4 separate regions of the Homo sapiens genome follow, and regions 2, 3 and 4 are each linked to region 1. A link is a contact called in ENCODE Hi-C or POLR2A ChIA-PET data. All regions are on one chromosome and are shown on one strand. Each heading gives the region's core, a stretch centred on a gene start or an enhancer-like site at or near the end of the contact. The rest is flanking DNA. Distances are from core to core; before and after follow the strand shown. Region 1 overlaps LPP (LIM domain containing preferred translocation partner in lipoma). Region 2 has its middle 56 kb from the start of LINC01991. Region 3 overlaps LPP (LIM domain containing preferred translocation partner in lipoma). Region 4 overlaps LPP (LIM domain containing preferred translocation partner in lipoma).

Region 1 (7,319 bases), core at 1,485-3,984:
ACATAGAGGTTGTTAAGTAGTTGTTTTCCCTACATTTCGTGCAATCACAGTTAGTACAACTCTCAGGTCAATTATTCTTGAATTTTAACCAAAAAATTCTAAATTGTCTTGACAATAAACAGGCAAAATAGGTAAAAGAAATCTGCAAAATAAGTGTAATGAGCAACTGGGACCATCCTAGCCAGATGCTGAGGTGCATTTATAAGGCAACTCTGATTGAAGGAGGAGGTGGTGCTGGAATAGATGGGAGGTCAAAGCAGTAACAGAACCCACCCAGACATAAGGCAACTGCACGTGGAATTAATTGGCAATAAAAGAACCACCTTGCTACATTCCGAAAAGGAAGGATTATTCTCATGGCATTGGGATAATTGGTCAGCGTTAATGAAAAACTTACATCATGAGTATGTTTCACAATAAACCCTGATATAAATTAGTGGTCATGTTAAAAAATAAAACTTGCAAAAGTCTTCAGGCAAAGAAGAAATTTGTTATATCTGTAGTAACTGAAAGCAGTAACTTTTAAGTTTACACCTGAGGTCCTCAAACTTTTTCTGTAAAGGGCCAAGTAGTAAATATTTTAGGCTTTGTAGGCCAGATGGTCTCTGTCACAGGTCCTCAACTCTTTGTGCTGCAAAAGCATCAATAGACAATATGTAATATGTCTCATATATAAACAAATAGAGAATATGTAGGTTTATAGGAAGAGTCATAATATTGTGAATGTTAATTTCCTGACAAATCGTGTCCCATGGTGAATTTTATGAATCTTTCATTTTTTTGGCAAACTGTTTGAAAAAGCATTTCATGGCTATTTTAATTTATATTTCCCTGATTATTATTTAAGTTGTGTGTGTGTATGTATGTGTGTGCGTATGTGTGTGTGTGTGTTTGGTATATTTGTGTGCCACTGATGTCTCTTTTTATGTGAATTATAGGTAGAGTTAATTTATCTCACTTATTTCACCTCTCTGTCACCTGATGTCCCAATACCCTGGAGAGCTTTGTGATATCTACACCCCAGTACAGACTAATAGGTCACTGGTTTGCTTCAGAACTAGAACTTCTCCTGTGCCTTTGTGCCCAAGGGCCTGGGACTTGACTTTTGGCTCAGTTCTACTTGTCTGCTAACCTGACCGCTTGACAGTGGATTGAGGATGGAGGGCACTGAGCAGTTTTGGCTGTGCTTGACCTCCTGCTTAGTTTCCCTCCATGGTCTCTTAGAAATCTGAGACTGGGCGTGGTGGCTCACGTCTGTAATCCCAGCACTTTGGGAGGCCAAGGTGGGTGGATCACCTGAGGTCAGGAGTTCGAGACCAGCCTGGCCAATGTGGCGAAACGCCATCTGTACTAAAAATACTAAAGTTAGCCAGGTGTGGTGGCAGGAGCCTATAATCCTGGCTACTCAGGAGGCTGAGGCAGGAGAATCACTTGAACCCGGGAGGCAGAGGTTGCAGTGAGCCAAGATTGTGCCACTGTACTCTAGTCTGGGCAACAGAGTGGGACTCCGTCTCAAAAAAAAAAAAAAAAAAATGGGACTCCGTCTCAAAAAAAAAAAGAAAAGAAAAAAAGAAAGAAATCTGGGTGAGTTGTTGCCTGAATCTTGTCTGAACCTGCCTATCCCCTCTGGGTCCTGAAATCTAACTGTGGGTGAGATCTGCCTTTGCATTTCTGTTCATCCAGGTGAGCAAACCTGGAGTTTGGCCTCACTCTGTCCAATTGTGTTCCTTCCAAGAGATAAAACTGAGAAAGTGGTAAAGTCACTTGCATAAGCCACTTTCAGATCCATAGAGGACCCACAGCATGAGATTCTGACTGTTATTATTACAGAGGTAGAAGCGTCATTTTCTTGGAGCTGTGTCTCCGTGTCTTTGGTGTGCCACAGTCACAGGCCTGCTCCTGCCCCTCCCTGCAATCTTTCCATTGTTGTGTGTGGTACAGGAACTGAGACAATTATGACAGAGCCGAGCTGGTTTCTCTTCTCTTTTGGACATCATTGTTTGTCACAATTCTGATCACCATTTCTTCCTCTAGATCACAAAATTGTAAAATCACTGCTATATTTACATTTTCTTTTGCTGCCTGGGCTTTAAAAAGTACTATTTATAGCTTTCCTTTGAAATTCCTTTATTAATAGTCTTCCTTCACATGTATATCACTCTGCTATTTACAAAATGCTCTTACGTTTAGTATTTCACTTGATCAGCATAAACACCCATGGGATAAGCTAGGCAGGATTGTTGTCTCCATTTTACAGGTGAGGAAATTAAGGCTCAGTGAGGCCTGGAAGGCCCTGGCCTGCAGCCACTGCTGGACCGGGTGCCAGAACTGGGTTTAGACGTCTTACTAGATCTCTCTTGCTGTTTTTCTTTCCGTCTACAAAAACTCCTTCTCATTTATGAGTTTCAAAGATTTTCTTGTCTGACACATAAGGAAATTAGTGGCTTTTCTTGAGAGATCTAAGCATTACTGCATTTGCCTAATATTTCTTTTACTATACCTATTGGTCTGAGTACTTTAAGAGAAACCAGTGTCTGTAAATAATCTTCCTTCTTGTCAGACATGGAGGCAGAAATTTTCCAAGAAGAGAGAGACCCTGAAGACACTGTTTGTTCTCTGCTGTTCTTAACAAGTACTGCAACCACAATTTTGGATTTTTCTCCTCGAGGCTTTCTAGTTGTAGGCTGCCACAGAATACTTCGGGGTCACAGATTCCTATTCCCTTTTAAACTGTATCGGGCATGTGTGTTATGTGACCTTTGTGTTCTGACCTTCAGATTTAGGGAACTGAAGATTTAGGAAGTCTTGTTAGGACTTAAATCCAAGTAAATTCCCTCATGAGTACAAAGACTCATCTGTGGAGGTGTGGAATGTTGGAGAGAAAGGGACTTTCATTCATCTAGCCCCCTGGGTTAGAAAACAGGGCTGGTGAGTGATAGAGCTGAGGCTAGCGTGCGGAGATCAGACTAGATTCGGCTTTCTGCTGGCTTCCTCCATATCACTCAGTACTTCTGGAGTTGTAGCATGCCTCTTCCCCCTGGACTGGGAGCTTTGAGAGGGACGGCACTGGGTGTGCTCTGTGCACGGCTCTTCTAGAGGTGATCCAAGTGCTTTGCATAGGCACTCAGGATTTATTTGCTTGATGAATTTGAACCTGTCTGTTGTTGATAAAATATCATTATTGCCCATAAGGATCTTGAGGGAGTTTGTAAGGATCTTGAGGGAGTTTCAGTCAGGATTCACTATAGGAAACAAACCACTTTAGATATTTTAAGTGGAAGGTACTTAATACAGGGTGTTTCACAGAAGTAATTAGATGGACTGCATGGAGCAGAATCGAGGCTGTCTCCAGAAATGAATCACAAAACTGCACAAAATTATTCCATTTTCTACAATCAAGCAAGACAAAAATGGTGAAGCCACCATGGGAATTACTGAGTTCAGTGATACATCACAAAACTTGTGAAACAGAGATCAAAAGCCATAGTCAGAATGATGGTAGCTGGACACTGAGACATGAGTCCAGCTACTTACTCTTTTTGTCACGGCTGCTTTTTGACAGCCACCAAGCTGAAGACTCAATATGAGAACACAGATGCTGAAAAACCCCATGTCTGTGTCACCATTCTTCTAACAGAAAACAGGGCAAACAGCAGAAACATGTCTTCCATCTTACTTTTGCCTTTCAAATATCAAGCCAATTACATATATTTTGGCAGAATTTCTTTTGCAATCAAACCTTACCTGCAAGACAGCCTGTGCAATATGGGAAGTTTGAGTGTCGATCTACCATATCCACCACATTAAGGGTGATGGTTTTCATATTTCGGGCATGTCTTCCATAAGGCTTTGTGTGTAGTAGATATTAAGTTGGAACCAGAGTAACAATTACGTTCTATTACATCTCTACTTGTCAGTGTAGTTAATTATATAACAGAATGGACTGCAACAGTTTTACTTTAGGGAATCCCTAAGGGGGAATTCCTATTTATCAGAAAAATGCTGTAAGGAGGGAAGACCCTGAGGTGGGAGAGTATTCTAAACTGTTTTGGTTTCAAACATCTTGGAAAGTACTACATGGAGACATGCGATATTATAACATATCAGTGCTTACCATGTCTGGGGGGAGTTCTGTCTTAAAAAAGCTTGCCTACCTTCTATGCTGTTGCTCCCTCGCTGCACTGTTTTGACCCCACTTTCCTCCTCACCAGCCAAATACAAGTTTTGCAATGAGAATTAATGTAAAATGGTTTCTTTATAACAAACTAAATAGGCTTATTCTTAAAAGGAAACATAGAGGTTGTTAAACCGTTGTTTTCCCTACATTTCATGCAATCACAGTACAACTCACAGGTCAGTTATTCTTGAATTTTAACCAAAAATTTCTAAATTGTCTTGACAATAAACAGGCAAAATAGGTAAAAGAAATTTCCAAAACAAGCAGAATGAGCAACTGGGACCATCCTGGCCAGATACTGAGGTGCATTTATAAGGCAACCTTGATTGAAAAAGGAGGTGGTCCTGGAATAGATGGGAGGCCACTGCAGTAACAAAACCCACCCAGACACAAGGCAACTGCACGTGGAATTAATAGGCCATAAAAGAACCACCTTGAAACATTCCGAAATGTTGAGCCTTCACTGAATTCTTCTGACTTTTCCCTCAACTCTGTGTAACCCCAATTTAGAAATGTGAAATAGTTGTTAGTAATCCCTTCCACCTTTACATTGTACCCTAGTGAGTGCATTTGGATGTATTTTAGACACATTTTTTTTTTTCCTGCTCCAAATTAAGAATCAGGCAACATATTGTCCTTCTAGTACTTGTAACCAAGTATATATTATAAAATCACTGATAATCTCGTATGTGTGGGGTCAGGTGTTAAAGATATAATTGAAGTAAACACTCTTGATTTATTTTTATTTTTATTTTAAGAAAAAGTGACATTTTTGCTTCAGGAGAAAGAGGCTGAGTGAATAGGTTAGTTGATAATAGTTTCTGCTAGGTTTCTGCTATATCTTGCTTTTCTCCCGAAGATTCATTTTAGTACCTTCTTTCCTTCTTAAGAGCACATGCTCCTAAAGCAGGGAAGCCCCCAAAGCCTCCTCTACTTCCCGTTGCTAATTGCTGTGGCCTCTTATCCACGCCAGTAATGAACCAAAAGTATGGGAGGGCTTTAGCCATATGGAACTTCTGGGAGAGGACTTGACTGTATTCAGGATTCACTTGGACTAAACGACCAAAACCTCATTAACACAGTGTTTTCAGTAGGTGATTATATGAGTTATCGTCAAAACTGGGACACTTTTGCAAAGGGGCACTGTTAATAATTACACCAGAACAGCAGGTATAAATTGGAGATGTATGGTCATCCTAATTATACAGAGCCTTCAAGAACAGTGTTTGAAATGTGAATTAAAACGATTCGAAACCAGAGCTTAAGTCTTAGTATTTTCATGGGTTTAAGTTTACCTTCTCTTTTATATAACAATCACTTGCTGAGATCTGATGATGGGATATACTGTGTATTAGGTCCTAGGAATATATAGATAAAGTAGATACCAATTTTGTTTTTTTCTTCACTCACAGTATTGTAATATTTTAGACCAGTGGGTTTCCAGTCTGGCTTATAGCATACTGGAGATACTAGGGCAATAATGCATTTTATGCTTCCCCCAAATTAAAGTATGTTTTGCCAAAGTGTGATGATTTAAATGCCCCTGTAATGGTTTTATTAATTTTTCTATTTATACTTGGGGTTTTGTTTATGATTTGGCATGAAGAAACCATTTATTTTGCTAAGGAAAAGTTTGAAAGCTACTGGTTTGAGACTTAAAAATTTATCTTTAATATTTGGTTATAAAGTCGTAAGGCTACTTTTTAAAGAGGGGAAGAACTAGACTGATTAAAGCTGAAACACATAAAGATGTAAACTGAGTGGGAAACAAATAAATTACCTGAAATATATAAAGGTCTGCTATGTATTAGAGGTTTTGTGATTCTAGAGGGCACAGGTAGGACCAATAGGTGGTACTTATGGGAATACAGGCTTCAGCTGCAGAAAACTTTCTAGCAGTCATAACTTTTCTGCCATGGAAGGGGCTGTCTTGTAAGGTAATGAGTTCCTTGTCATTGGACATGTACAAATGAACTCACAGATGGTGGGTAAGCTTCATCTTGAGCTCCACATTAGATAAAATGTCTTCATTAACAATTTCACACTTCAAGGATGTTAAACTTCTGTATTGGTGAATGTTGGGTCCTTTGCTACTTCTTTAAAAATATCTAAAGTGTGTGTGTGTGTGTGTGTGTGTGTGTGTGTATGTATTTGTGTTTTATTTCCCCAGAACATTAGCTGAGTATATTTTTCATGTATTTTATTTTATATTTTTACACAGTGGTCAATAATTGATAAAAATACAGAAGCTACTACAACAGTTCTCTCATCAAGGGAAACTTAAAAGGGATAATGTCCATAGATGTGATTCTGAAACTGATTTGAAACAGCCTGGTTCATTTTTACTGTGTTGCCATTGGTTAATGCTTAACCAGATTTTGTCTCTGTTTCAAAATCTTGAAATAAAAGTGGAACAACTTCCAACATGACTTAAGAAAAAGGTCCCCAGTTGAAAATGCTTCCAATCGTTTTGCTATTAAATGTGAAATTGCAAAACTAGCCTCTCTTACAAAAACTAGTGAGAAGCTTGCCTGTTTTTCATACCATTTCAAATACTGAGAAATAATTTCTCTAGGCTCTTGGAATTAGAGTTAAATAAAAATTATATTTCAGAGTATATAATGCATGAAGTTGGATTTCTTTGTTTTCTAAAACTGTATCTCATGGTCCTTGAAGGTTGATAATTTATATCTCTGGTACCACTTTATTTTTCTATTATTTGTGGATTAAAAATTTTAAATTTAGCAATATACTTATATTTTGCTTTAGAATAAAGTTGATTTTTAAAAACTTATTTAGAGACAGGGTCTCATTCTATTGCCCAGGCTGGAGTGCAGTGGCATGATCGTGGCTCACTGTAACCTTGAACCCCTGGTCTCAAGTGATCCTTCCACCTCAGCCTCCCGAGTAGCTGGGATTAGAGAGGCGAGCCACCATTCCCAGCTAATGTTTTTTAGAAATTATTATTATTTTTTTTTTCCAGAGACACATCTTGTTGTGTTGCGCAGGCTGATCTCGAACTCCAGGCCTCAAGCAATCCAGGGTCTCCTCCCAAAGTGCTAGGATTATATGTGTGAGCCACTGCTCCCAGCTGAGCTTTTTCTTAATAGATATTTAAGATGATATGTAATTAGAGAATCGG
Region 2 (7,319 bases), core at 1,736-4,235, 470 kb before region 1:
TAATGCTCTATGAATTGAATTTGTTCAGACACCAAATTGGCTAGTTAAGAATTCGATTCTTTTCTTCTTTCCCCTGATGTTCTTGAGGAAAAAAATAATAACAAAATAATGACTTACTCTATACCAGGCACTATGATAATATGTTTATGCTTATTATTTCACTTGCCAACAAACTGGTATGAAGGAAGAAATGATTCAACTCAACTGCAGCAGCAGTTCCAGCGATCTGGTTGGGAGTTAATACTGATGCAGCCCAATTGTCCCCACCTCCTGCATTTCTACCTCAAATCCTTGAAAATGACAAGTCGCGATCTTAACAATGGTATTAGGTGCTAATAGATCCTGAAGTACCTTATGGATCATAAAAAAAAAAGCTTAAATCATACCCACTATCATTTTAGTGATTAGCAAAGTGTGTTGTAATTTACTTATTTTGAAACCAAGAATCAGTAAATGATATGGAGGGTAACCCAATGAACCAGAATTTTCCATTGCTCAGAATGCCCCATTTCCTAGCCATTTTGGATAAACAGGAATTTACTATGGCATTAGAATAATAATAGCCTACAAGGACTAGATTCTGGTAGCTGTAGCCTTGCCAACAGTCCAGCAATGTGTCCACTGCAGAGATCACTGTCCACTCCAGCCGGGTATCACCAGGGCCCAATCAGACTCCTTTTCAGAAATCATGGGCGGTGTTTCCATGGAGCTCTGCCCGAAAAGAGGTGATCTAAATCTTGCATGAGAGATGTACATCAACAGGGAGCTTTGCCTAGAACACTGTGACCTAAAAAATCATATTAAGGAACTCAGAATGCAGAGTCAGTTTCACAGACACCAAGTGACCTTGTGCAAGGCACCTCACGTATTGCCTCGCCTTCTTGACACCCCCTAATGAATGGTGACAGCGACACGCCCCAGCCGGCTGGGGCAGGCATTCTGATTTTCACTGCTCTGTTTCTTTTTCTTTCTCTCTCTCTCTCTGTTTTTTTGTTTTCGTTTTTTTTTTTTTTTTTTTTTTTTTTTTTTTTTTTTTTTAAGGCAGCCTGCTCCTTATATTAATCATCTTGCTGTTTGTTTAGTTCTGGGAAGGCAAGCACTGATTCACAAAGGAAAATCTCGCCTAGTGGTCAGATTGAATAGTATCTTTGCTACATTTCGGTTTGAAGATACCACCCAATTTATTTTTGATATTTCTTATATAAGGTTGCACATGATACATTTCTTGTGGAGTTTAGGGCTAGAAAGGGCTGGGTCCCCCTTGATCCATAGCTATTCTTCCTTTACTAGAGGAAGAGGGCTGTGAAATGCAATGCATGTTCCTTTCTTGTCTAAGCTGCTGGGAAGCTCAAAATCACATCATATGCTTGATTAAAATTATTCTTATTCTGTGTTTTTTTCTTCGAGCTGTCCTTTCATGACAAGGTCTTAATCTTTCATCTGTGTTTTAATGATCCTGTAATTTCTGTGACTAACAGTATATGTTACTTCAAATCCTTTTTTAAAGTAAGTGGCATGCAAATAAATCAATAATGCGGACAACTATGTTTTATAAAAACTTTGCAGATAAGAAAATCGGAAAGATTAAACCTTATTCTATGATGAAGTCTGAAATTTCATTTCTAACACAAATTAATCATTAATATTTAAAAGCTTATACATAGTAATAGCTATGAACCTTTGCATATCCCTTACCATTTATAAGGCAAACGCTTTCACATATGTGATCTCATTTTGTAATTAGCATTCACACTTTACAGATGAGGAAAGTGAGGCTTAGTGAGATTAAGTTAGTAAACTCAGATCTTCTGACCCTAGGCCAAGTCTCGAGTTGTTCTCCCCACCCCGCCCCCAACATCACTTTGCCTCTCATTGTCTTCTCATTTAAATCAGCATTCTTCTCACTACCTCTAGACAAACGCTTTGTTTTTTTAATGTGTCCATCAGAATTAAGCAAAAAAGCCATTTCAAGTGTTTATTTCTCTTACTGGGAGGGTATGCAAAAAGTTTGGAAACCACTGATTTAAGGTCTAAAGGGTCAAGCTTGAAGCTTGGAGTGGTCACTTCTAGAAGATCTGAACTCCCTGTCATCCTGGGGTTCCCTGTGTCAGTTTAATGGGGCAGGGGGAGACATCCAGTCTCTAACATACTTTTCTTTTCTAAATAAATGTAATGCCTAAGTGACACACAGATACCTGTAATACCTGTTGACACCAAATCAACAGATTGCTGGGAGAGTCAAGGAGAAGAAAGTTTCGTTACTCCCTAGGGCTTGTTGGTGAGAAAACACATGTGAGTCTTTAAATTGAAAGTGTCAGAGACGTGTTGTTCCACCAAGGGAGGAGTGGGGGGCAGTTGGCCAGCTTACTTTAACACGACTCTGAAGATAAGTGCTTGGTAAGCACTGTATTTGTATTTTTGCTTTTTGCCACTTCAGGCAACCTACCTACTGCCAATTACAAGTTGAAAAGCTTTGGAGATAGTTTGTATAGAAGGTCCTCTGCCTACAGAAACTTCTGGGAGGCTGAGTACCCTAAAAGAGATGTGCATCCGATGAGGTTGTGTCTGATTCTCCTCCAGGTTTGGACAGACCCAATTCTAGTTTCCCATTAGGGCCCAGATCCTGCCCACAGTCTGGGGGCTAGAGAGGCTAATCTCAAAGGGCTAGAAATGAGTCAGTTTCCACGCTCAACATCAGGCGTGTGGCTTCCTGAAGCACAGACGAGGAAGCGTTGAATTTCAAAGAGCAAATTTTTTTTTTCTTTGCATACCATATCCGGAACTGAAACCACCAATTCATTTCACTTAAGATTTTGCACTATACTCAGATCATCAATAACATCCCAGAGATAAGATACCAAGATTTTCTCAATGCAGACATTCTGTCTTCCTCTCTTTCTGTCTTTTGGTGATGACTGTTATTGAATTCTTCTTCTTTTTCTTCTTCTTTTTGAGTCCTAACAACACAAAATTCGGAAGCCTTTGTTTTTTTCATAGGTGTCTGTGAGTACTAGAAGTCAAATGTCCAAAAATCTGCTGAGACTTTCACCTTGCTCATAACTTTCTGCTTTCCCTTGCTAGTCAGGTGTGTGTAAGATCACAGATCCAGCATTCCACTCAAGGGGGTAACTAGATTTGCTGAGGGCTCGCTGAGGTAACCAGTCACCTCACTAAACAGTGAAAGTGGTTGAAAGATGGAGTCTGTGGCAGATTCATGCAAACTACCCTCACAATGAGAAAAGCAATGGAAAATACTCACATCCTCCTGATGCTGCTGTAACATCAATATGTTAGGAGGAAGGAAGATTCCTACATATCACAGTGCAATTTATAAACCACTTTCACATTCGTTCTGTCTTGATTCTTACCGGAACTTTTGAGATCAGCCACACAAGCATTATTCTTCCCATTTTAGAGATGGGGGCACACAACACTAACAAAAGTAGAAAGATGGACCTAAGCAGTGACAGTGACAGAGCCAGAGGCCTCCGATTAGACCCCAGCTTTATTGATTCTAAGTCCAGTATTCTTGTAACTGCTGTCTAACCTTATGTATAATATAATATTACATCATAATCCATGACCTAATGTTACACAGTCATTTGTTGACATTTTAAAATTTCAAGTTCTTGCAGGTCAGAGTTAATGGTTGTTGGTCATTACTTTGGTATAACCCTTGCAGGCCTCTGCTTAGTTTATTCAAAAAGTGGGGGAATGGCATTAAATTCTGTGTTGCTTTCAGTTCTAACATTTTGTGAGTCTATGTGTCATCCTTGGAATTGCCCAAAAGTGTTACCACAGTGTTCACCACGGAGCATCAGTTCCCAGGATGACAGTAGTTTTAGGTAAAAATTGACACCACCATCAAATAAGTTTTTAAAAAGAAGGATTGGCCAGGTGCGGTGGGTCATGCCTGTAATCCCAGCACTTTGGGAGGCAGAGGCAGGTGGATCACGAGGTCAAGAAATCGAGAGCATCCTGGCCAACATGGTGAAACCCCCGTCTCTACTAAAAATACAAAAAAATTAGCTGGGTGTGGTGGGGCACACCTATAGTCCCAGCTACTCGGGAGGCTGAGGCATGAGAATTGCTTGAACCTGGGAAGCGGAGGTTGCAGTTAGCCAAGATCATGCCACTGCACTCCAGCCTGGTGACAGAGCGAGACTCCGTCTCAAAAAAAAAAAAAAAAAAAAAAGCAGGATTATTCCAAATGAAACAGGTTGCTTTGCTACAGCCCTTCTCAGAGCCTTTGAATGTAAATCTACAGGGAGGAAATATGGATACACAACATTCCTCTTTACTTGGCCCTAGAACACGGATCTTATGAGATTAGTACTCCATGGAGTTCATTTTAATAAACAGTGGACATTCTCTAATGATCCCATTGGTCTCTCAAAGCAGCAGCACACATTTCAAGAGAAATTTTGCACCATTCCAGCACCACAAACCCCACGCCACACCGTGCCAATGCCGCACACACCAAGTCATGCGGTGTAGTCCTCCAACCCAGGGCCACCTGAAGTTGAGCAATTCCAGCTGCACAATCTGGATCACATCACTTCAGCCACAGAAGCTTTTGTGTTTAAAAAAAATCCCCACAATCTGTCTGAAAGCAAGGACTTCCACATGTTGCCTGAATACAGGACTAGAGACAGCGCCTTTCATTGCCTTGGAAGTTTATTGCCCTTTCATTTCCCTGAGTGCAGAATCCCATCATTCTCCCGATTATGAGAGGAGAGAAGAGAGGCTGCCCAAGGTTTTTGCATCCTGCCTCTTGTCATTCTGTCTCCCCTGGCTTTTCTAGTATCTTTCCTCTTTAGAGAAAGGAATTCTAGACTCTCAGACTCTTAGGAGTGTGGAAAACCAAAGGGGAGATTTCTCCAATCTGCAGCCACTCTTAACTTGACTCTTCCCCTTTGGCCTCCCTTCCAGAGCCTCTGTTGAACAGCTTCTGTGGGGCGGTGCTCACTCCATCCAGAGGCAGCCTGGCTCCATGTTTTCACACTTCAGATTATTCAAAAGTTCTGAACCACACTCTGTCTTGTGGGAACTTCCTACTATGGGCTCCAAACAAGTTTGATCCTGCTGATCCTGCTTCCACACGTGTAAAATGTGTCTTCCCCAATCTCACAGGCGACTCTACTTGTCTCAAATTCATATCTTAAAGGTCCCATAAGCAGTATGTACTTCCATTTTTGAGCCCAAAATATCTTCTGGCTGAATTAACTTTCAGTCATCTCTTCCAATCTCCATGGTTCTAGGGGGCAAGTCTTTGTGGTGACAAAGATATTATTAACCTCTTTAACTGGGAACCCTCTCCTCAGAGTTTAGACTTCCTACCCTGGGGTTAGATCAACAAATGCCGTAGAGAAAGTTAGTGTTTCTACTTTTGACCTCAGCTACAACTTGTGCTTAGCTGAAGATTGCTAACTATTTAATAGACTAAGACAAATTATCTTTAGTTCTAGAATGATATGAAACTTCCTAGGACTAAATTATGCAAAGGAAATTTCAGCTAAAATAAGGCATATAGGCAAACAGACATTTTAAATGGCCTTGGGAATTCTGTTTTATTTGCAAGAAGAAAATAATTCTTATTTTCCCCTTGACTTGAGTAGATGTTCTGCAGTCTTTGTCAGCCATCTAGTTGGTGCTTTAAAGTATTTTTCTTTGTCTGTTTGGGTTTTTTGAGTTTTAGAGACATAGTCTTACTCTGTCACCCAGGCTGGAGTGCACTGGCACAATCAGAGCTCACTGCAGCTTCGAACTCCTGAGCTCAAGCCATCCTTCCACCTCAGCCTCCCAAATAGTAGCTGCTGGAACTACAGCTATGTGCCACAATGCCTGGCTTTTTTTTTTTTTTTTTTTTTTTTTGGTAGAGATGGAGTCTCACTTTGTTGCCCAGGCTGGTCTCAACCTCTTCATGGCTTCGAGTGGTGCTCCTGCCTCAGCCTTTCAAAGTTCAGGGACTACAGGCATAAGCCACTGTGCCTGGCCAGTGATTTAAGATTTTACATGAATATTTTACTTTCCTTATTATTTATTCCCATAATAATCCTTTCAGATCATATATTATTGTATCATGTCATTACGCTTTGATTATTTTATGAACACATTGGTGCTTCTGAAGAAGTTCTTATAGGTTCAAGTCTTTTTTCCTACTGTTGGAATCCTGAACTGTGATGCAGGAGTTCTGGGTTCTAACACCTGTGTGACCGTAAGCAAGTCCCTTTCTCTTTTGGCCTTCAGTTTCTACATCTATAAAATGAAAGAGTTATGTGGTGAACTAGATGATCTCTGAGAAACCTAATTCTGGCCAGCCTCTAGCAATTGCTTGTCCTTATTCACAAAATAAACAGAAAGATGGAAAACAGGGCTGGATTCAGGAGGGCAAACTTTTCCCTACTAATTGCCATACTCATTGTGTGTGGGAAATAAGATCTCATTATCTTTACATCTAAAAAGACAACATGCCCACAGCCATTAACTACACTCGACACAGTGACAATTATTTTTTACTGTAGCAACTCTGCTTGGTTCAAGTAAAGAAAAATTTGAGAGAAAGTTCAAGTCCTGAAACTGCTAATGCCTTCCTGTGATGGTATGTGGGATGCTGTGGGGGTAGGGAACAATAAGCCAGACAGTTCATCTTAGGGGTAACCTCTTTGGTTTATGTAAAATGTATGACTCAAAGCAAATTCATTCTTGTAGGCTGCCATGCCTGAAAGAGGATGAAGCCTCTCTGAAAAGCTATTGGCCCCTTCATACACTTAATCAGCTACATCTCTATGTTCTATGTTGCGATGTCTAATTTCCAGAGGAAAGATCATTTTCAAACCACATAAATGATGATGCTTTTGGAAAAAAAGAAACCAACAGAAAGGAAAACCCACCTCTCCTAAATGTAAAGATTTCGATATGAACTTGCTTATTGTTTGTATTATACACCCACATTCTTGATGCCTGGTATCTCTGAAATCATTTCAGTTTCCAGAAATCATTTGAGACACTCCTACACCCAGGGTTTTGATAAACAGTCCAGTTTCTACAGAGAGTAATTACTGTGTGTGTGTGTGTGTGTGTGTGTGTGTGTGTGTGTGCGCGCGCTTGAGAGACAGAGAAAGACAAGTTTTGGGGTAGAGAGAGAGAAAACCAGAGCACACTTGTGAACTACACAGCATGGGCACCTGCAAAGGCTGGAGTAGGTTCTACAGTAATGTGCAAAGGAATTCAATGAGCATGGGTCTTCCTGCATGAATTAAGAATTTCTCTTTTGAGAGTGCAAGAAATTTTAGGGTAATTTTACTCAAATGCTAAGA
Region 3 (7,319 bases), core at 1,337-3,836, 310 kb after region 1:
ATAGCTGCCTTGACACGTGGAGACGGAGAGAGGTGGGTGTGGAGAGACCTCACTTTCCCCCAGCTCAGCCTAGATAAAACCCTTGTGTGCAGAGACCAGGGCCCCCTGACTGGATGCCCAGGCCTTTTCCCAGCTGCAGTAACTCTTCCAACAACTCCTCCTGTCTGTAATTCAGAATCATCCATCCTTGGCTATGACTCCAAATTTGGTTTAAGAAAAGGCATTTTATGGGCATCGATGCATGGCATGAGAAAGGGAATATGAGGAAGTAGAGATTTTAAGAAAATCAAGATTTCGAAAGTTGAAGATCAACTGGGATGAGTTTCAAAGCAAGAATCAAACTTTTAAAGTCAAAATTTCTGGGTCTTCCTCTTTGTGTCCTTAAAATTCATTCTTCAATAAAATGGAACATAAGAATAGAAGAACCAAGAGCATGCTTTTCTAATCCCAAGGAGCTGTGAGGAGTGTTCATTTAGAAGATTTCAATTCAGATAGTCAGGTATCCACCTTCCACTTCTTTCCTTCTCTGTGGCCATCGCTTTTAACCTGAAACAGAAGAGGTATCCAGCAAATCATCTGCCCCTGGCCAGAAGGGGTTCTCCTTCCATTTAAGCAGTGAGATGTTGAGAGTAGAGTATAATTCAGTGAGAGTCAAAAAGTAGAAGCAGCCACAGGAAATTGCAAACTGCAGACTTGACACAGCTAAATAGAAGGGGGGAAAAGAACGAAAATATCAGAAATATATTTTTTCTGGCAGGCTTTCAGCTCTAAAACGGGGCTAATTCTACCTTTTGAAAAGAAGATAATTTCAATGTTTCTTTTTTTTCAAGAACACATAATTGAAGTTATTTTCCCTCTGAGGGAAGGAACCTCTTGTACATCACTACAAATGGACAAGAAAAATGAGCAGCTCTGGTACCCAGAGTGATAGAGTATTCATTATCATGTAATCTTTTTGAATATCTTGGCTGCCTTTTCCCGGTGTTTTATCCGCCTGAGCGGTGCTTTTCTGGTAAGGTTCAGATTTGCAGTAAATTTGAGTTATCTAACACCATGTAACAAAGAAATCAACAGCAGGTAAGCACTCAAGAAAGAAAAATGATCACGCCAAGGTCAGCCCCAGAGGAACTCAGGGGGCTGACATTGCGACAGATAGTGGGTATCCATTTTGTAAATTGGATCCTTAGCACACAGGTTAAAGTAGGTAAATTGTAGTAACAAAGATGCAAGATGGTGTGGTGTTTTCCTGGGAGCCATTTGCACCTTAGTGCGGGCTGTTTCCCATGCTTCCTTTTTCCTTTAGAAAGGATGATGGATATTTTTCTTCTCCACTCAGAAAAGGGGCAGTGGGATGATAAGGTGATTAACCTTTGTGTGTTCTTGATTTCATGCCCCAAGTGTAGTGAAAGTTCAGTAGGCTGCAGAAACCCTGTGACCTGCCCATTGCTTACTCAGATTCAGAATGCTGAATGAAGTTCTGGATGTTTCAGGGGATGCTGACAACTGGCTTAAGTCCTCTCATAAATGGAAATCTCTGTCATAATGAGGTTTCCACTTACTCAGTGTGTCTATTTTTATAGACTACAAAGGATCTGTAAATATGAATATCTGTGATTTCACTCTAAAGATTGGTAATGATATGTGTCTTGCATACTATGGGCACAAATGGGCACAAAAAAATGATAGAGTAGAACCAAAGGAAGCTTTGAAAATAACATGTTACACATAAAGAAACTGAGGCTCAGAAAATGGAAATGATTTGAGCAAAATCACTGGACAACTTAAAGGCAGAACTAAGATTAAAGATATTCTGAATAGTCAGGTCTTCTGTATTTATGGGTTTCTATGTAAATGTATAATCAAATACCATGAAGTGTTATATGAATATGACAGATACTGTTATGTATGTTATTCTTAATCTAGTGGAGTTTCCTTCTTCATCAAGGGTCCTATTCATGTGTACATTTTGTTTCAGAAGCAAGTCTTCATTACTGCATAGTCCCACCCATAATGTTTACCAGGGATTTAGACCCAGATTTGGCTGTAAATTTGGCTTCATATTAAGTATTTTCTTGAATGACAATCACCTGGGCCCCTAGCAAGAAAAGAGGAATGGCAAAGAAGAACCAGTTTTAGATAATTTTCAGCTGAAAAAAAAAAAATCTTTATTTTAAGAAGGGAAAATACAGAAACATAGAAAGAATATAAAGCATTCAATTTCCCATGACTTTCAACGATTAACCTTTGAGCATATTGTATTGCCGTAAGGCAGGTCAGCCTGGCCAGCGAGTGACTTATCTCCATGTGGTAGTTCAGGGCCCAGTCTCCATCCTTCCTGTGCCTCACAAGGCCACATCTAACTGCAAGGAGCATGGGAAATGTAGTCTAGCAGTGTGCCCAGCAAGAGGAGGAAATGGATTTTGGTGAGCAGTTAGCAGGCTCTGCCATGCTTAGTAAACATCAGTCCTTTTTAAAGCATATTAGCCACTAAATTGCTCAGAATGCCACGATATCTGGCTGCGTTTTTTTTTTTTGAAAGTGTCAGTGGTCTTGGTGTTAGAAGATGTTTGCCAATACACTTACTTCAGAAGCATGACTTTCATAAAAACTCAGCTCCCATTTTTAAATCTCATAATGACTTCCCATTACTTAAAACAGGCTTGGCATTGACCATATCTTACTTCTCTTTTCTCATCCTAGTTCTGTTTTTTTCCCTTTTTTTTTTTTTTTTTTTTTTTGAGACAGAGTCTCGCTCTGTCGCCCAGGCTGGAATGCAATGATGTGATCTGGGCTCACTGCAACCTCTGCCTCCTGGGTTCAAGCAATTCTTCTGCCTCAGCCTCCAGAGTAGCTGGGACTACAGACACCAGGCACCCGCCACCATGCCCGGCTAATTTTTTGTATTTTTAGTAGAGGTGGGATTTCACCATGTTAGCTAGGATGGTCTCGATTTCCTGACCTCGTGATCCGCCTCCCTCAGCCTCCCAAAGTGCTGGGATTATAGGCGTAAGCCACCACGCCCAGCCTTTCCTCTTAACAGTTTTTTAGATATACATGTTCCTCCTGAAATGCCTTTAACTTTCTTCCTTCTTTCTTTTCTTCTTCTTCTTCTTTTTTTTTTTTTTCCGGCTGTTGTACGCAATTTATTCTTCAAGATCAAACTACAGGTCATCTTTTTTTGGCAGCCTTCTTCCGTCTCAGAACACTGAATTCATACCTGTGTTTTAGAGCTTAGACTTTATTGTAATTGCCTATTTTCATGTCTCTTTCTTCCCAAACTGTGAGTTGTTAGAGACAGGATCTCTGAATAATTTGTCTTTATACTTAAAGTTCTTGGCACTTGGTAATCCCGTAGGAGATTTATGTTAAGACAATTTTGACGGAGTCCTCTAAAATCTGTCGCTCAGTAACTCACCTGTGGATCATATAACGTTAACTTGCCTTTAGTAAGAGATTCGGGTATTTCAGAAACAAACATATTAGTGATTAAGATTGATACTTACAAGAATGTCTTTTTTTAAGAGAAAGGTTTGCTTCACAATGTCTTTGTTTTGCTATTTGGCAGCAAACCTCCACTCTGATAAAAGAAATCTTTGCTTAGATAATAGACTCAGACTAAAATCCAAACAGCCGCACAGTAAGAGAACTAGAAAGTCTTGGAGACAATGATATCAAAACCCCGAGAGGCATTGCAGTGAAGAAGTATGCCCAACTCAGCACACCCCAGTTTCAACGTTCTGCTGTTTTTAAGCAGCGGTACCTCTACAAGGTTGCTCACTTATCTTCTTAAGTCTCTATTTTCTCATCCAGAAATAGGATTACATGTCATACAGGGCTGTTGTGTAGGCATTTGAGATTTCACATCTGTGAAAGTAGGCATCTTGAAAAGGGTCTTGCAAACATGAGGAATTAATATGCTACAGTGAATATGTTGCTGATACAACTCACACTTCTACTTCTGAAGAAACGAGAAACAAAAATAACACAAACTATTCCCTTTCAGCACCTCCCACCACAAATATTCAATCGTGTTTTATTACCCATACAATATGCTAGAAGTTGCTTATTAACAAATAAGTTGGACACAGTTGTTCATTTTTCTTAGGAGGTATTGAGCCCTAAACACTATCGAGAGAGAGGTATTAGAGTAGGTCTCTGATTATGACAGTAAGAATAGTACTGGATTACTGCTTCTAGGCTCGAACACTGAAAGTTTTAAGCTGTCTTCTTTGGTGTAAGAGACAACTCTTAACGGAGGAACCCTGTGTTTCTCCATGGTGTATTCCACAGGTGTTAAGTATTCTGCACTGGGTTAGTGACAGCCGTGGAGTGGAGGTGGAGGCTGTTCTCTAGCCAAATAAACTTCAGAAATACTGAAAGAAATGGTCTCTCAGAATCTTTCATCATAAGAAAAAAACAGGAATCCATAATTAGCATTAGATAAAAGAGTAGAATCTAACAGAAAATAGCCTTTCCAAGTGTTATTTCAGAAACAGCATAGCAAGCAAATAGAGTATTCAGAGAACAAAAAGAATGATAACGTTTTTCTCAAAATCTGTGAAATATTGACAAGGTAAGTACTTTGAAATTAGATTTATACTTGAAATGTAAGTGCTAGGGGTAGAATCTAAATTTCTGGCTTAGATTTATAAAGGACAGGATCGGCCTTCTTGCTGCCTTGTCTATATTGAAAGGGAAACTGATATTAGGTTGAGACAATGATAAATTGTGTCTGTTCTCTGAGGGTCCATCCTAAGACTGAAGACAGGAATTATCAAGTTTTCTCTAACAGTCGTTTGGCTTAATTAAAACAACTTGCACCATTATTATTAGAGGTAATATTTTATACTTTTCTAGCACTCTCTGTGGGAAGCATCGTTTGCTTGGGGAAAAAATGCATGGCACTTGGAGACAGGTGACACCATATTTTGGGCTCAAGGTCTCCCTGTATTGCAAGCCTGGAGAAAAGGTGTAGGTCACTTCCCAACCTCATTTTCAATTCCACTACCTGAACTGTAATAATCCACTCCCTCAGAGGCAGTTTGAGAGATTCAAAGAGATCCTCTTTGTTACAATTGTCTGAAAGTAGTTAAACTCTATTTATCATGAAATGTGGGTTATCTCACTTTAATTCTTACAGAGACTGTGAGGTACCACTGGCAAGTCCATTGATAGAAGAGAACCTGAAGTTATGAAAGGTTGACAAGCTCACCTAAGGATGCCAAGTGAAGGTCATAGTCAAATCTCTGTCTCTAACCTTAATGATACTGCCGTATAATGTATTCCTTTATCTCTGGCCACCAGTATATTAGATAAACTCACCATCTCATTTCAGTCTTGCTGCTCTCCCATTCACCCTCTACTTCAGCGGGAACTTTCTAAATATGATTAGAACACTCTTCTAAAAACACTTACCGTGGTTTCTAATGCCTGGATGTTCCTAATTGAGAACATGCAAATATATTCCCCGTGGTCTGTGAACTTCTTGAAATTGTAAGTAAATTTTGTGTACACTGCAGATACCTGTTTTGTTGTTGTTGTTGTTGTTGTTGTTTTGTCAAAAGACAGTTTAACACATTAGATTTTGAGACTTGTCCACGTTCTTACCCAAGGCCTGGAGCCCCTAGCTCACCGAGAAGCCCTAAACATCTCAGCATGGCATGGAAGCAGTAATTAACTGACCCTTCCTATTTTTCCACCTGTCCAGACCGAAATACTGAACCACTTGTAGTTTTTCCCACTCACACCAAACTACGTCTCAACTTTGAAACTGTGCTCCTCTCAGGGTCCTTCACTTGGCCTGGGTTGGAAGCTCCAGGATAGCGGGTCATGTCTAGCATATCTTTATCACTTGAAGTCATCATGTTTAAAAAGATTTATATTCATGGATTACAAAAGTAGAACTACTTGCTGTACAATAAAGAAACAAATGTAGAAAGTGAAAGTCCCCTAAGATTCCACCTGCTAGAAAGAATCTCCTTTAACATTTCCGTACCTGGTCTTTATATAGACCTGTAAATAAACTGTAGTTACTTTATCCTATTCTGCAGTTGGATTTGTTCTTTATGAAACATGTCTTGTTCATCTTTGCAGGCTTGTTCCATAGATTTACAATGTACGTATCTGTCATTGTCTATTTAGGTGATTCTTTTGCTGGTTAGTTTACCTTGTTAGTCCTTGTTCCTCCTCTCAAATATGGCTCCTGTGACCAACCTTCGTCATTTAATTTTATTCACTTGTATGAGTACTTCTGTACAATTTTCCTGGAAGCAAGTCACATGTATGCAATTTAAAGTTTAACAATACTGGCAACCATTCATCCAATATTCATGTTTATGCAAATACCTATCAATATACTATGCTATATATATATATAATTTTTTTTAATTTTTTCTTTTTTTGTGTGGGGGGAAAATAGAATCTCCCTCTGTCACCAAGGTTGGAATGCAGTGGCACGATCTTGGCTCAAACTGTACCACCGGGTTCAAGCGATTTTCATGCCCCAGCCTCCTGAGTAGCTGGGATTACAGGCGTGCATTATCACACCTGGCTAATTTTTGTGTTTTTAGTAGATACGGGGTTTCACAGTTTTGGCTAGGCTGGTCTCGAACTTCTGGCCTCAAGTGATCTGCCAGCCTTGATTTCCCAAGATGCTGGGATTACTGATGTAAGCCACTGTGCCCGACCTGTGCTTTTTATAATTAATCATTTGTGCATGTTTCTTACCCCCACTAGACTGCAAAACTCTCAAAAACAAAGGTTGTGTGTAATATATCTTCATGTCCCTCCTGGGTTCTTACAGAAGGTACACAAAATAAACCCTGTAAGAATGAGTGGATAAAACAATAAACAAAAGAATAACTGAATAATTCAGTAGCTTCTCTAATCCTCATATGACAGGTAATGTTTACAGTTCAGAGGAGGTCCTAAGTTTAACCTTTAATGTTTGCTAATAAATAAGTCAGTCAAGGATGAGCTCTTGTCCTGACTTTATCAAAACTAGCCCTCCCTGATTTTTGGGGGGCTCTCAGTTTCCCTGTCTCACAAAGAGGAGATTAGCATAATGGTTCTTCAGATCCTGGCAAGCAACTCAATTTTTTTTGTCTGTAACCTGAGCATATGCCATAGTTTACTCATCACTGTCTCATCTCTAATCCAAATTGTTCAACAATGCAATAAAGTCTCAGGCTAAGGTTAGTGACCAGCATAAAATATTTTTGGCCTTTTCAGCCTTCTGCGTGTCTGTACTTCAAATGTCTGTATATTTTGGGAAACCAAAAAAAATGGAAATTATTTTAGAGAAAAGGCCAAATAGGTAC
Region 4 (7,319 bases), core at 1,953-4,452, 290 kb after region 1:
GAATCATTGGTGAATAGGAGTCAACAAACATTCACTAGTGGCCCAAAGGAGCACTCATCAGAGGAAAAAATGTTGTTTTATTTTGAAAAATTGCTATTTTATAAACCCAGAGCTGCTACTCCCCCTTCTTTTCTTCTCCGTTCTCTTTCTTCATCTTTTTCTTTCCTTTCCAACCTTCATGAAAACTGGAAATATGGACTATGACTTCATATGCTCTTACTTACCCTCTGCTGGGATTTTGTTCTGAAATTGTAACAATTAGAGGAGTGTTTCTAAATTGGATCGCTTCAGATTGTCTCAGTTCTCTGTGACTTTAAGAACAAGCTGATTTGAAGCCACATACTGTTGGCAGCTTTCATCCATTTATTTGGACTATCAAGCAAGAATGCTCACAATCTTTCATATGAAAGAAGACATCTTTATTTCCAGTTCACACTCTTCATAATAAGAAGGGTATTTGAAATAAAGCCAAAAAGCATAACTTACTTCTCTAACTTCATATTTCAGATGCCTGCAATAGTGGGAGAACATTTTTTTACTACCCCACCTTACCCTCAAATCAGTAGCAGAAAATAACAGTGATGCATTCAGACAGCAAAAAGAGAAAATAATAATTTTATTAAGTTTACAGGAAAGGTCTCAGCTTTCTTAAAAGCCTATCTTTAGGAAGTAAGTAACTGGAGCTGCACACCCAACAGAGGAAGATGACTTTACTTATCATTTACTTAGAAATTATCTTTGAAAGGATCATTGTGCTGTTGTTAGCAAAAAGGAGCTTCTGTAAATGTCACCTCAAACTTTGAAATCTGGGAAAGTCTCATTATGAAACGCAAGTTTTATCTTTCATACTCAGCGCTGGAGCACTGAGTATCCTTGCATTCATGAAGACTTTCTGGTACAGAGTAAACGGAGCTGGGAGCATAAGTGAGAATGCAGCTCCAGCTGACAGACCCCCAGCTCTATCTTCCCAGGTGCATTTCCTTTTTTTTTTTTTTTTTTTGTGAGACAGAGTCTCGCCCTGTCACCAGGCTGGAGTGCAGTGGCATGATCTCTGCTTACTGCAATCACCGCCTCCTGGGTTCAAGTGATTCTCCTGCCTCAGCCTCTCGAGTAGCTGGGACTACAGGTGCACACCACCATGCCCAGCTACTTTTGTATTTTTAGTAGGGATGGGGTTTCACCATGTTGGCCAGGATGGTCTCGATCTCTTGACCTCGTGATCCACCCACCTTGGCCTCCCAGAGTGTTGGGATTACAGGCGTGAGCCACCGCACCCGGCCGCATTTCCCTTTTGTACACTAGGAGCTACCGAGTACCAGAAGTCTTTGTTAGGATGCACAGTTCTTTGCTCACTCTGCCTGGGACAGTGGCTCAACATCTCCAGTCCCCTTTGAGTTACCTCCAGAAGGTTCAGGAAGAGCCTTTCCCTCCAAAATGTTCATAGCATTTGATCTACCTTCTCTAAGATAAGCAGCTTTTGTCACATTGTACCTAGGGTAAAGATTTGTAATGCCTTAACTCTATGCCATCTGTATGCTTCCTGCGGACAGGATATGCTTCTAATTTATCAGATTCCCTTAAGAAACTACACCATGATGCACTTCTCAAAGTATGCTCTTAACTAATACTTATGGGAGGAAAAAAGGAAGGAGAAGGAAAAGGAGGGAGGAAGGAAATCGTGTAATTGCAGAAAGTTTATGTCTGGGACCCTTGTGTAATAATGTTAAATAATACTTTGACTTTTACGCCATTTTTCTATATACAAAATTCTTTCACATCTATTTTCACCACTATCCTGATATTGTTTGCATGATGTGTAGTATGTATGTTTTTAATGTGTGTGCATATTGTTTGTCTCTCACACATACAGCAGCCCCAACACTGACAAATCCAAATTCTATGAGTACAGGGAGTTTGTTGTGTTCACTGCTGTATCCCCAGCACCTTGAACAGCACCTTTCAAGGAGGAAGAACCTAATTCATGTTTGTTAGAAGAATGAATGACAATATTGTCTTATTTGATCTTCACCATAATCCCGTGAAGTGAATACCGTATTCATACTGTATCCTCGTTTTTTTGCAGATGGCAAAACTGAGGCCTTGAGACCTGCTCAGGTTTGCATAGCTAGTTTTTGGCCATGGCAAGATTTGAATTCAGGTTTTTCTATTTCCTTATTCTCTCCTTTTTGTCTTCTGGGAATTTGCTATATTAATAGCAAAGCAAGAAATGTCACACAAAGAAAAATTGTTTCCAATTTTAAATTCATGATGCATATGCAAGAAATTACTGACTTTTCAATCCAATGGTAACACAGATTGTGTGATTTTTAGGAGGAAGAGCCTTTCTTTTCCATCTCTTGCGTTTATTAGCATATGTGTCAGTGCACACACATCTACACCGTGCAGCTCTCACCTTGTACTTTTCCAGTCTGAATTCGTTTTGTAGGCTGTCCCTGCCCTGACTATCCCAGGTGCCTATCAGGGCTGTGTCTTGGTCAGGCTAAGGCCAAGCAACAGGCACCAGCATTTGTTATGGTTACCTTGGCAAGTGAATGGGGTTTGAGGGAAGCTGGAGAGCAGGCATTTCAGGAGTAGAACTAGGCCAGTCTGTTTTTGTAAAAAGTTGATATTCACCCTAATTGTAGCTCATGTTGGCAAGCGGAGTAAACACCCATGCAAATTACTAAGTTGTACTGAATGTCCAAGGATGTCAATAATCATCTTGAAATCCAAATAAATATATTTTTTACTGAAACGGAAGCCAGGCACCACATGCAGTTTCTCTCTGTCACTGGAGACAGATTTGGCACATATGCATGAGACAGAGAAGGGCAACTCTTCAGGCCCTAATGCACACAGGAAACTAGGGATGTGTATATCATACTTGGCAGCAAAATAGAGGTGGGGCAGCCATCACTTTCTGTTCTCAAGCACCTCTCTTTTTTCCTATATTTTAAAACAGGATGACCACAAAGAAGAATAAGGTATACAGTAGCATAGGATCCTAAATTAAAGCATGAGGGAAAGCTAGCATTAGTTTTTCATCTAAAGTCCATTTGGGTAGGAATGAGTCAGTGCAAAACTGTACAAAGGTGATCTTAAGTCACATGTTATGTTACCGACTCTGTGGCAATGGCTGTGAGTAGTCCAGGAACTCTCCAAGGCCTATTTTTAAATTCACTTAGACCAAGCATAATGAGGTAAAGGGATGTCTATACACATTCTCAAGTTTAGTTCTCTGACCGTGAGTCAGACTGTGGGCCATGGACCTGGGCGTCTCAGTGGTAGCAGGACTCATTTTTTCCCCTTTTCTTTCTCATAAATGACTTAGGAGACACATTGGAGAACCCTATGTGCTCCTTTTACTGGAATTATCTTTTAAGGAAGTACTGATTTCACCTCCTGTACATGGTTTGCTGAGATGGCCTATTGGGGTTTCCCACCAGTCCACAACTGGAAGTTTCTATTTGCACATTTTGACTGCTAGTTCTATATTTAGTCAAAAGCCTGCCTTTTGCCTGGTTTCTTAGGGAAATAGTCTGTAGGAGTTGCTGTGTCCATTTGCCTTGTTCACTTGGGTATTTATTTGACTGTATACCCTGATTATTTCCTAAATTAACAAAAAGGCACAGGGCCCCAAATGAAGGAAGACCCCTTGTAATTTGTTAAAAAATAAGTTTATGAAAATGTGTCGTCAGGAAATCAGAGTTGTGTTGCGGGGTGGGGAGCATGATATACATTTGTGTTTGTATGTTTCTAATTGTCTACAGATTTATGGCCTACTGTAACAAAGCCATTGTAAGTGTACAGTGGGAGGGTCAAGAAACCTTATTCTATGGATTCAAACACATTATGCATACAATTTACACGTAGGCACAAAAATATCCCTTCAAAGACCCTCCAATAAGCTATGGTATAGTTGAGGAAACACTAGACTTGAAGTCGGGAAACCGGAGTGTTGTCATTTTAATCTCAGGCTATATCTTTACATGAACAAGAGAACTTTGTGTTATTTTTCATATTCGAACTCTTTGTGCTGAAGATTCTGCAGTCAAACTGCAAGACACATACGCATTGGCTGATCAGAAATGACATAACCATTCTTACTGCACTGAGTTGATATTCAGTCAATAAACAGTCTAATCTCGGTTAAATGTTTGCATATTTTTAGACTTTTAAAAATTTGAAATCAGCCTCTCAAGTTCCATTAGACAGTTTTATCACGGACACATCAAGTTCCATGTACAACAGGCTGAGAACCATTAAGCTACAAAATTTCTAAAATTTTCTCCAGGTTCTCAGTTGCTAAATTCTCTCTTGAACATTTTTGGGGATAAAAAACTGGCAGAGAAAAAGAAGAAAGTACACCTTTTTACATTATGAAACACCTATGTTCACCTTATCCATGGAGTTATGCCAGTGACCTAATGCCTATTAAGTTCTTCCATGTTCCAAAGGTCTTTCTGTACTTGAAAACTCATAGGTGAGTCAGGTCCTTCACTGATAGCTTATAGCTAAAAACCACTTGGGAGAGGGGCTGTCCAGGTCTTATGTCAAAACTTTGTCCCATACGCTGTTAGTGTTAGAAATGGAGCCGTCAGCAAATAGAATCTGTTGTTTCATTTAATTACTTTTCAATATGCCATTACCAGAAATTTTTATGTAAATACATATTTTATTCCCTGAGGCTTGTCAATCTGAGACCAAAATTATACAACACTGAAAAAAAAAAAAACAAAATTTTCTTTTTACTAGTTCTCTCCCTGTGTTACTGTGTCATCTCTCATGCATGGTATAGGATGATGATGGTGCTCAAACTTAGCCAAAGACTCTTTTGTTGGTATTCAATTGGCAGAATTAATGAAACAAATATTTTAAGATCCCTGAATATGTGCTAAAAGCATATAACTACACTACTGGCTAGTCAGTAATTGGTGCCTCAGAAGAGTTAGGTATTTATTCATTTACCAAATACTTATATGTCAAGCACTGTTCCATGTGTTTTCTTAACCCATGTCATTGTTAAAACAACCCTTTGAAATGTGGGTACTGTGATTATTTCCATTTTGCATTGAGGAAGCTGAGGCACAGAGAAAGTAAGGAACCTGCCCAAGGTCATACTATCAATTGTAGTGGTGCAAGACAGTGGGCTCTGAAGTATGTTCTCTCTATGACGACACTGTGCTCTGAGGGAGTGAGAGAAGGAGGACATTGTTTGGGGCCCAGTGAATTAATGAACAAGATATCTGACTAGGATCTGAAGACTAGCAGAATTGACCCTACAGAGAATGTTTGACCCTACAGAGAATGGCTGGCTGTTGGTGTTCACAGCCGTGAGCATAGTGTGGTCCACAGCCTCGGTGTGGAAAATGGTCTCTGTGGTTGAATTGAGAGAAGAGCAAATGAACTGGTCTGGAATAGGGTGTACACGTAAGTAGAAGATAAGATTGAAAACAAATTTAGTGCCAAAATCTGAGGGACCTTGAGCCCCATGCCAAAGAGTCTGTATACCTTATCTAATTTGTTTAATGGGGCCACTAGGCAATTACGGGTCCGGGACCCGCATGGCAAGAATGCCTTCCATCCACAGCAGCCCTTGATGTGAGGTCAGAAAGCTAACTGCTAAACTTGCAGTCCTGAGGGAACACCCTCAAATGGATAAACCCAGCTAAGCAAGCTGGACCATTTCCTTGGGAATTATTCACCTCTCAATCAAAGAAGGAAACTTCCCAAATTCAATCCATTTGCCTTAACGTGGTGTCCCATTACCACGAATACTGAGTTGTATACATTCTTCCCTAGCTCCCTTGAACAAGCTTCTCTACTACTTTTCTTAAAAAAAAAATTACCCATTTATGACTTATTTATTATTTATCCCCTTCCTATAAGGGAATGTCCACTCTTTGAGATCCTCATTCTTCCTCCATCATGATGATGTGATGATGTAATGATGTAGTCAAGGCGCTTCCCTGGCCTAATGTGTATGAGGGCAGGCTTTGAAGTTTGACAGTCTTAAAGCTAGAGTGGTGTCATGCATTGCTCACCTCTCTAATCCCAGATTTCCTCCTCTGTATAATGGGATAAATACCTTTCCTATGAACATTTTCAGATTTTTAAATATTAATAATTCATATGAAATACTCAGCCCAGAGCTCTGTACAAAATATATTACTCAATAAATGTAGCCATTGATATTATTAATAATATTATTAAATATTGAGAATGAATTCTACCAAAGTGCATGGCACTTCCAGTGGCTGATTCTGTTTTATGTAGCCACAGGCCTTTACCAAAGGCAATGGCAATAAAGAGAGGGCACAGCAAGATCTATACTCCTTTAAACTAAGGTAACCCACTTCAGTTAGTCCCCACAGCTTCTCTTGCAACTCTTACCCTATTAGCTGTTTCTGGGGAGAAATTTAATGGGCATAGATACTGGGTGGATAGACCATACCCCAGTGATACTCCAGAGAGTGAAAAAGAGAAGTTAACACAGGGCGTGACTTCCTATGTTTAACTTGCAGTTCTTATCTTACGTTGCCCATCAGAATTATCTGTGGCATATTCTAACCATATTCTTCCTAGGCCTCACCCCTAGAGATACTGAATTAATTGTTCTTGTGGGTAGAGTCACTGTTATGCTTTAAGCTTCCCAAGTGATTCTGATGGGCAGCCAAGACTAAGAATCTATGATTTAGATAGAAGATGGGAAGCCGAGGGAGGCCATGGGAAAGCTCTGATGGTGAGTATGGGAAGAATCAACATAAAACAAGCACTCAACAAGTGTGCATCTAGTTGAAGCCTTGCTTCTCCTGCATTTGTTATCTCAGTGTGCTATTTAAAAGCAGCACAAAAAACAAGGAGTGAAGACCTTGATATCAAGGATGTGAAAGCTACTTCTAATCTTCAAACAGATATTAGGCAGGGGCTTTAAGACTTCAACTTGAGAGAAAAGCTAAGGCACCTGGTATGTGTGTGCTCAAGTGAAATATTTGTGCTGACTGAGGGCTTCAATGTCAGGCTGTCTGAAAGGACACAATATCAACAGCTTTGCTGTGCTTGTGTATGAGTCTTTAAATGAATATATCTGGTTATAGCTTATCTCTTTTCTCCATGCTCCCTCATTTCCAATTTCCAGGTAATGGAGATCATCTAGTTCGGTTTCAGCTGCTTTATTTTGCAGATGAGCAAACCCAGTGATGCCTGTGATCTAGATGGAGGCAGATTTCCTCTCTCCCCCACCCTGGTATACCATAGTCTGTTCTAATGCTGGGATCAAGGATGAAAGTGCTAATTTGGGAGTGTCCCCCACTTTCTTA

The links. Hi-C counts contacts between places; a loop is a spot of excess contacts on that map. ChIA-PET counts read pairs that join two places held with the same protein, here RNA polymerase II (POLR2A). Pooled maps may share reads with other maps.
Region 2: a map with no recorded cell type shows a loop between it and region 1 (7-fold over the local background). The contact joins two enhancer-like sites. A Hi-C loop is called at or near these places in 1 of 168 maps with a recorded cell type or tissue (naive thymus-derived CD4-positive, alpha-beta T cell), 3 of 37 single-sample maps with no recorded cell type and 9 of 50 pooled maps. POLR2A ChIA-PET finds 5 or more read pairs at or near these places in 1 of 52 experiments (OCI-LY7).
Region 3: a loop to region 1 is called in a pooled map, with 4 times the contacts of the local background. The contact joins two enhancer-like sites. A Hi-C loop is called at or near these places in 5 of 50 pooled maps. POLR2A ChIA-PET finds 5 or more read pairs at or near these places in 2 of 52 experiments (CD4-positive, alpha-beta T cell and activated CD8-positive, alpha-beta memory T cell).
Region 4: a loop to region 1 is called in a pooled map, with 5 times the contacts of the local background. The contact joins two enhancer-like sites. A Hi-C loop is called at or near these places in 1 of 168 maps with a recorded cell type or tissue (Caco-2) and 8 of 50 pooled maps. POLR2A ChIA-PET finds 5 or more read pairs at or near these places in 4 of 52 experiments (CD4-positive, alpha-beta T cell, MCF 10A, activated CD4-positive, alpha-beta T cell and 1 more).

Annotation. Positions count from the first base shown.
Region 1 is chr3:188,388,262-188,395,580 of GRCh38, forward strand. All of the region lies in intron 3 of LPP (LIM domain containing preferred translocation partner in lipoma), which reads left to right. Among named protein-coding and RNA genes, the nearest start is that of LPP-AS1, 180 kb to the right of the region's middle. Within about 2 kb of position 2,735, at least 18 of the 41 ENCODE cell types and tissues checked have a DNase peak (open chromatin) inside an H3K27ac peak, as active enhancers do; they include OCI-LY7, where a contact is called at or near this core.
Region 2 is chr3:187,916,531-187,923,849 of GRCh38, forward strand. No RefSeq gene overlaps it. Among named protein-coding and RNA genes, the nearest start is that of LINC01991, 56 kb to the right of the region's middle. RefSeq lists an enhancer at 2,728-2,907. Within about 2 kb of position 2,986, at least 7 of the 41 ENCODE cell types and tissues checked have a DNase peak (open chromatin) inside an H3K27ac peak, as active enhancers do; they include OCI-LY7, where a contact is called at or near this core.
Region 3 is chr3:188,699,230-188,706,548 of GRCh38, forward strand. The region is part of intron 7 of LPP (LIM domain containing preferred translocation partner in lipoma); the gene reads left to right. Among named protein-coding and RNA genes, the nearest start is that of MIR28, 14 kb to the left of the region's middle. Within about 2 kb of position 2,587, at least 4 of the 41 ENCODE cell types and tissues checked have a DNase peak (open chromatin) inside an H3K27ac peak, as active enhancers do.
Region 4 is chr3:188,680,014-188,687,332 of GRCh38, forward strand. The region is part of intron 7 of LPP (LIM domain containing preferred translocation partner in lipoma); the gene reads left to right. Among named protein-coding and RNA genes, the nearest start is that of MIR28, 5.1 kb to the right of the region's middle. Within about 2 kb of position 3,203, at least 9 of the 41 ENCODE cell types and tissues checked have a DNase peak (open chromatin) inside an H3K27ac peak, as active enhancers do.